Regions from separate parts of the Mus musculus genome. Here regions 1 and 3 are each linked to region 2. The links are chromatin loops, found by intact Hi-C in ENCODE. Cell type or tissue: left cerebral cortex. All regions are shown on one strand.

Region 1 (2,500 bases), 220 kb before region 2:
GTGCTGCACACCTGACCTGCGTCCATCCCTGTGGTCTGTGCTCCGGGAACCTCCCCAAAGTCAGAGGATGAATTCTCTGGTCGTTTTTAAAGACCATCCCGTTTGACTTAGCATGACATTCCTAGGACTCATCTACATTTATAACCTGTGCCAGAATTTCCTTTTTAAAGGTTGGACAGAATTCCCTTAACATCTGGATTGGGTCACTCTTCCCGGTTCACAATGTCACCTATGTAAGCAGGGCTGCGGTTAGAGAACCAGGTGGAAGCTGGAAAATGGTGGCTGAGCTCCAAACTCGTGCCAAGAGTCAGAATGACAGCAGCTCAGTCTTTCCATTGGTCCAGCCTCATCCAAACGACCCGGTTTAGGAGAGAGCCGGCCTGAGGCCTTTCGCATAGCAGTTGCTCCCAAGGAAATGAACTACTTCTTGGACCTCACTTGCTCCAGGGGATTCTTTCAGAGTGAGCTTGCAGTACCTCCATTTCTTAAATGGATCTGCCTGCTTATGTGTCTAACCAGGCTATCACTTAGAACATGGGAGTATTTCAAGTGTGAATCCTTCATAGCCATGGCCCCCCTGCACATCCCCTCATCACACAGCGTATTGCTCACTGCCGCATTACACAGCGTATTACCCAACAAGAGCACTTGACAGGCCAGGAGTGAAACTGGGTTGAGCGAGTTGCATGACTATGTCTGACCTGGGCCCAAGGCTCAGGATTACAGCTAACTAGCTCTCACTCTGAATTCTCCCCAACCTCCTGCCCAGAAGCCAATGTGTGGGCAGGCACAAATCAGCTACATCGTTGCACTGGATGGTAGATGGCTGGGTTGCCATAGTTGCAGTGTAAGCATGCCTTAGCATTTAATATTAGTGACAGGCCCTGCTTGGATTCTCTAGGACCTCGGTCCAGTCAGGAGAATCTTGTTCCTGTTCTTCACACAGCAGAAACACCAAGTCGTTTCCACTCAGAACACCAGTGACTGTGGAAGGATGAAGATTCAGTTTGGAATGGAGGATTGTTTCTTGTTTCAAATACAAATGTCAAGAAACTACCTAACACAGGAGTAATACATTACAAGTTAATATTAAACATTTAAATAAAACCACACAGTGCAATTTTATATTTGCATACAGGCACCACCAGATATTTTTTCCTGCCTCCCATACCTTGTGTGTCTGACAGTGGCTTACAAAGGTCTATTTTGAATCAGACTTGCAGAATAACTTCTGGTTTGTCTTGCATAAGACTGTCAGTGATCTCTCATTAGATCACGAGTAGTTTCCACTCACCAACTGCCTGTTTTCCAAACTATATTTATGGTGGGAAAATAGTGGATATTTACGAAATGAACTTGTTAAGAATGTCCTATATGGAAACCAGAGAAAAGCCTTGGGGGCTGAGGGGAGAGAGAGCATTTCAACACTGAGCATTCCCAGGTGTAACAGTGCATTTCTCTCAGTGGCCACTAGATGGCACTTCTTGTTCAGCATTACAAAACACGACTAATGTGCACTATGCTTTAGAGGCCCACACATGATCCTAAGGAGAAACCCAGTCTTGGGAATGAATGTCTGTAAGCCTTGCTGTTTCCCATGGTGGTTCAGCTGTGTGAGTCTCTTATCTTTGAGGGAACTCAATAAATACCTCACATCTGTCATCCGAAGAGAATGCAGTTTACCGAGTAAATGAGAGGGAACAGAATTTGAACTGTATCCCATTTCTATAACCAACCGACCCTGAGCAGAGTTTGTGGGGAAATGGCGGCCCGTGCACTTACCGCATCCTGGAAGCCAAAGAGGACCACCTGCACCTGGCTGATGCCGTGGCTGTCGAAGTCCAGCTCCAGCTTGAGCTTGGACAGTGTAGTGGCTATGATTTTTCGGTCAGTGGACCTCACAAACTCTCTGAGGCTCGAGATGAGGGTTGTGATGTGTTCCCACTTTAGTTTAGGCTCTTCAGCACCCTGAAAATAAAACCCGACAGGGCCTCAGTCACTCTGTACTCCACGCGAGCTCCCCCTTCTCAGTCTTTTCTCAGAAGACCTTTGCTCCGAGAGGCCTTCCCCAACATGCTTTGAACCCTGTGGCTCCCCTTAGTAGCCATCACTGCTGCCAGAAGTAACCAGTCTTTGGAGAAACAGCCGTACGCCCACGCTGGTCGGTAGCCAGGGCACATTTGGGCTGTGCCCAGATGGGGATAGGTTGAGGCGGTGAGAATCCTGCTGTTGGGAATTTTAATTGGACACTAAGGTGAGAGAGGGGCACGGAGCCATGGAATCTTAATCTCCGAGTCTGCCTGCAGAAAGGTCACAACCCAGGGTCGGGGTGCACCCAAGGACACGGGAGTAGATGCAGGGGAGTCGAGAATGACAATGGAAAGAGAAGAAGATAGAGCAGAGACGAGCAGCACAAGACGAACAGCAGCAGCCAAGCAAGAGCAAAGATGGAAGGAACCGTGGAGCTTTCTGTCTTCCGGACTCACACACCATGGTTCTC
Region 2 (2,500 bases):
TTTAGTTAGAGAAAGTCATTTGTATGAATTCACCCTAGATTATCTCCTTTCTAAAATGTTCCCTGACACCCTACCCTAAAAACATCTGTGTATATTCATCACAGCATCAATAGCATTTTGATTACACTTGACAGCTTTCAAGTCTTGTAATCTCTTGAGCTCAACCACGTATCCCAGTGGGTCTTTTGAATGCAAAAGTCTAGCACCAAGCTTGGTACATGACTTGGTCTGTGCAGGTTGACTGGTTTAATGATTAACAAGTCTCTTTCACTCTTCAGTGTTTGGTTTGGCAAACTGCACATTCATCTACCACATTGCATATGCTTGGCAAACATTTGAATGAAGAAATTAATGAGCCCAAGTCTTCCTTAATTACTGGAATATATCTGCATAGTGCAACTAACTACATAAAACCTATAGACCGCAAATTGCACATGATAATAGTCCTATCCTTTAACTTCATTGTTGTCTGGATTCAAATTACCTTGGGCAACCTAGTACTCCATTCGTTGCCCTTGGACTCACTAACTGCTTTCCGAGTTTGTTGTGGCTTTTATTTCGTAACCATCAGGAAAATGTCAGAATAGCAAAGTTTTAAAGTTCAAGCAATTAATAAAAACACAAGGTTTTTATTTAAAAAAAAAACATGGAGGTTGCAATTAAACGTGAACAACTGTCTGAAGTGACTCCTAGCGAGTATCTTCTCTTTTAGGTCTAGAATAATCTCTGAAAGACCAGTTGATTTTAGTTAGAGCAAATCATTGGATTTTTGCCCAAAAGAAAAATGGTCCTCGCGGCGTCAGTTCCCTTTTCTATGTAGCCCAATCAAAATCTAGGATTCCGGGCGTCGGCGTCGTCACTTCCGCCCGGCCTTCCTGGACTTTCAGTGAGCCGCAGTGGGGCACTTCTACCTCGAGACTGTTTCCGCGCTCGGGCCGGGAGGCCGAGTGACGGCGGGCGAGCGGAATGAGCGCGGCGCGGACGCTGCGGGTGCCCGGCCGCCACGGCTATGCGGCCGAGTTCTCTCCGTACCTGCCGGGCCGCCTGGCCTGTGCCGCGGCGCAGCACTACGGCATCGCGGGTGAGCGCGGGCCGCGCCTCCGGGGCGGGCGTAGGACGCGCCGCTGAGCGCGCGGTGCCGCCGCCACCGCCAGGGGGCGACAGAGCTCGGCCCTCCCTCCTAGGTCCCCCTTTCTGCGGAGTTGGCATTGGAGCCCAGGGGAAGTCTACAGCTAGTCCTTTCCCTTCTGTAAGAAGGATGCACTTGTCAGTACTTGCAAGGTGGAGTCAACAGAGCCACCAGTTCAAAGCCATCCTCAACAGAGACTTAGGGAGACGCTGGCCCTTTCTTGAAAAAGAAAAAAAAAAAAACTAGAAAATTCTGTGCTCGCTTTTAGTTGTTCTAGGGGAAGTGGATAAATGTGCAGAGATGTCTAAGTGCTCAAGCCATTTATTTTAACTTATACCCCATCTGCTGTTTATGCACAGGAGCAGTGTATGGCAAACCATTGCATAATGTCAGTGATCTGTAATACTTGTTTACTGCAGGAAAAAAATACGATTTCTGAAAAGTAGTGGTAAATAAACTTGTTTCCGTATAGTTTGTCCATTAGTGCTTAGTGCTTTCACGGTTGGGTTCACAGTTCTTGGCCATCAAACTTTAGACTTTTATAAAGGTTTCTTACAAGAAATTGGTATAATTAGGAATTGTTTTCTAGAGATTTTTTGTGTGTGTGTCTGAGTTTTTTGCTTGTATGTATGTCTGTGAACCATGCCTGGTGCCAGCTAAGGTCAGAAGAGAAGATTCAAAGAGGGTGTTGGATCCATTACTGATGGTTGTCAGCTGCCAAGTGGGTACTGGGATTAGAAGCTGGCTCTGCACATGGAAGGGGTCGGGTCTCTGACCTGACAGTTGACTTTTTTTTTTCTTCTTCATCAGTTACGTTTAAGTGGAAGATCTTTAACACTTTACCCACCTCACTGATCACAAAAACTCAAAGCGAAATTCTGTGAAGACTCTAGTTTGAACAGTTGAATGTGCATGTGAGCATAGTAATTAGTCATCTTACCTTGTAAAGTTCAAGTGCAGATTCCCTTTGAACAGATGTTAATGGAGTGTGAGATGGGGGAGAGAAAGAGACATTAGTCTTTCAGCAAAAATTATTGATTGTTGGCACATAACTGAAGTTAATGTTGTTTTCAACACCTGACCAACGAGTATATGGTATTTCCACATATACTGTCTTAAAATGCTGTGATTGGTGTGTTCTGCGTGTATCAGCAGGGGAGAACCACAGTCTTGGGGGTTTGTAAGCACAAGCCTTCCTTGTCTTCTGTTATTAGCTCCAGCTTGAAAGGTTTGCGTGCCTAGCACCAGGCCCGGTGTGAGTTGGCACTCTGATGCGTTTCCCCAGACTGGTGTTCCGATTCCAGTCTGGCCAGATGGTAAGTTGGATATTTAAGGACTGAAGCATACTATGTAACTTTTAATTGTTCTGTA
Region 3 (2,500 bases), 420 kb after region 2:
GCAAGCCATGAGGAGCAAGCCAGTAAGCCGCACCCCTCCATGCTCTGTATCAGCTCCTGCCCTGAATGAACTCCTGCCCTGTTTGAGTTCCTGTCCTCACTGCTTTTGAGGATGAACTGTTCTGTGAAACTTGGGGCTAGAAAAGCCATTGAGTCACTTCTGTAAGAGCTTGCTGCAAACAGTAAAAAAAAAAAAAAAACCTGGAGGCCTAGCTTGTGCAGTGTCAGCGGGAAGAAAAGACTCTACAGGACATTTTGTGTGAAGGATCTGTAGTTTTGGTTAGCTGGGGATGAAGAACCATCTGTGATGAACAAGATACCAGAACTACTAAAGTAAAATCCTTGCTGGATACTCAATGCTGGTTGGCCAGAGCTGAGAATTTAGCCACGATTACGAAGAAAGCAGCATTGTTGGGGTAAAACTTTCGGGGGAAGTGTTTTCAAGAGATTCAGCACACAGAAGCTGTGTTCCAGACAAGGCCATAAGTTGGACCTTGCGCTGGTAGCTGAACTTGATAGTGCGCCAACAAGGAAACACTGCCTTGAGAGCCTCAGTCTGTTGGCTCAGTCTCAGATCTGATCTCTGGGCCAGAGCTTTTGGTCCGAATCTCAGCTCTGGTACTTGGTATTTGGTATTTGTATGGCATGAGCACGTGATAAACTTCTGTGTCCCGGTTTCCTCATTTGTAAATTTCAATTAAAAATCATAGACAATGCATCATATAAATGCACACGTGATTTTAATGTACTAGCAACAGTGTTTACACTGCAAAGGTTGTCATGGCAGCTGCTTGATCCATGTACATCGCTCAGAACGATGTAGGGTACATGCTGAGCTGCATAAAGTATTATTTTTGCTTTTGAATTTCGTCCGTTTCACATTGGGGGTGGGGACACATGTTTTTGTACTTAGGGGTTTTAACTTGGAAATCAGAAAACGGTTCTGGTTCTAAATAGCTGGAGCTAACCAACAACCTTGCGGGGGGGGGGGGGGGCGCCTCACCCCATCACAACCGCTTGAGGATGCTGCCCCCTGGTGGTCCTTCTCCGGGGCTTCTACCACTCTGTTTCAGTCATGCCAGAATTTTGTTTGTCTTCTCCTTCCTTTAATCTAAAGGTCAACCTATCAGCAGCTGCAGCATTCCCTCACAAGCGTTTCTCAAAACACAGTTTGTAAGTCGCAGATGTACATATGCATTTCCACCGTTTGGGTGGCAGCTAAACGTTATACTTTTGGTAGGAATGTTTAGAAATGGTGAGAAAATTATGTGTCCACTCAGAGCACCTATTATGTAATCTTTTTAATTGATACACTTGAAAATGAGGTAAGTACCTGAGGATTCAAGCAGAGTCCTCTTTAGTACTGATATAAGCATTCATATTTAAAAAAATCATTCTTATGGACTCTAGGATAAATGTCCTATTGCATACCAAAATATAGAGTTTAAAAATATTAACGTCATTACTTTGACAAAATTTCTCAGGATCAAAGAGATAAAAGTTACAATGTTTGCACTTATGCTGCACATGTGTACTCTGTTTGGTCCTGTTTTCACCTGGTCATCTGCAGTGCCCACCCCAGCAACCTCTATCTTATTTCTTCAGGAATTTTCCACAATAACAAACAAACAAACATAAAACAAACAAACAAAAACCATTTGTTTTCAAGAGGAACTATGCAAAACTCTTCCTTTTCGGTTCTTTTGCAAACTTACATGACCCTGGAAGGTAGCTCAAGGGCGGATCACCTCGTCTGGATCACCTCTGTTACACAATTCCTAGCACCAAAAAAGGCAACATCAGAAGATCGGTGAATACTTTTTTTTTTCCTTTTAACACATTTGCTATCGTTTCTGATGGAGAATAAAGAATGAGTCTGAAGTTGTTAGGCGCTCGCTCAGCCGGCTGGAAGCCCGACATTCTCTCTATGCTTCTGCTGCCCGGCATTGTGGACAGAACATTACTCAAACCACAGGCTCCAGACTCCCAGGTAACTGAAGCCAGCAGGAAGCTCTGTTTGATATCAAGTGTGTGCTTTATCGACCTTTTTGTTGTGATGGGAAGAAGGGAACCAGCTTTGCTTTTATCTTGCCCTGTCGTAACATTGCCCAGTAGGTGGAGGCTTTTTTGGTGCACTGTGGCCAAACTCTTTGATAGATGCTGAATTTGTGATCATAAATTTTCTATAATAATAATAATGATAATAATAATAATAATAAATCAATGTTCTTTCCATCACCGTTACTAACATAAAATCTTACACAGCCACGTGTTTTATTAAAGCGGATCTAAAATTCTGCATTCAGGAACCACCACATAGAAAATACAACTTAATTTTCTTTCCTAAGAGACAGAAGCCTGTCCGTCCAGGGACAAAGGCTTACATCTAACAAAGCAATTTTGAACTTTGGAGTCAACCATATAGACTTTGAGCTAAACACAGTCTCGGTGTCTTATTATATTAGAAATACTCCTGCAGAATAAGAAAATAAAGTGTCTTT

What was found. Peaks named below come from ENCODE experiments on the same cell type or tissue, not always from the same donor. Only the 100,000 strongest peaks of a DNase experiment are listed, where the experiment ranks them.
Region 1: a loop joins it to region 2, with 7 times the contacts of the local background. A loop is called at or near these places in 16 of 42 quality-filtered maps.
Region 3: a loop joins it to region 2, with 3 times the contacts of the local background. A loop is called at or near these places in 12 of 42 quality-filtered maps.

What each region holds. Positions count from the first base shown.
Region 1 is chr10:20,124,420-20,126,919 of GRCm38, reverse strand. Map3k5 (mitogen-activated protein kinase kinase kinase 5) reads right to left here. Exons shown (of 30, transcript NM_008580.4): 24 at 1,783-1,968. Among named protein-coding and RNA genes, the nearest start is that of Map7, 45 kb to the left of the region's middle. In left cerebral cortex, a CTCF peak has its summit at 1,467 (motif pointing right); a DNase peak (open chromatin) is centred at 1,480.
Region 2 is chr10:19,906,040-19,908,539 of GRCm38, reverse strand. Pex7 (peroxisomal biogenesis factor 7) reads left to right here and starts at 866. Exons shown (of 10, transcript NM_008822.2): 1 at 866-1,081. The coding sequence starts at 967. In left cerebral cortex, a CTCF peak has its summit at 1,182 (motif pointing right); DNase peaks (open chromatin) are centred at 850, 1,103 and 2,401; H3K4me3 peaks cover 858 bases; H3K27ac peaks cover 357 bases.
Region 3 is chr10:19,490,232-19,492,731 of GRCm38, reverse strand. Gm33104 (predicted gene, 33104) reads right to left here. Exons shown (of 4, transcript NR_152784.1): 2 at 1,715-1,777. Among named protein-coding and RNA genes, the nearest start is that of Gm33104, 4.8 kb to the right of the region's middle. In left cerebral cortex, CTCF peaks have their summits at 846 and 1,052 (motif pointing left); a DNase peak (open chromatin) is centred at 1,051.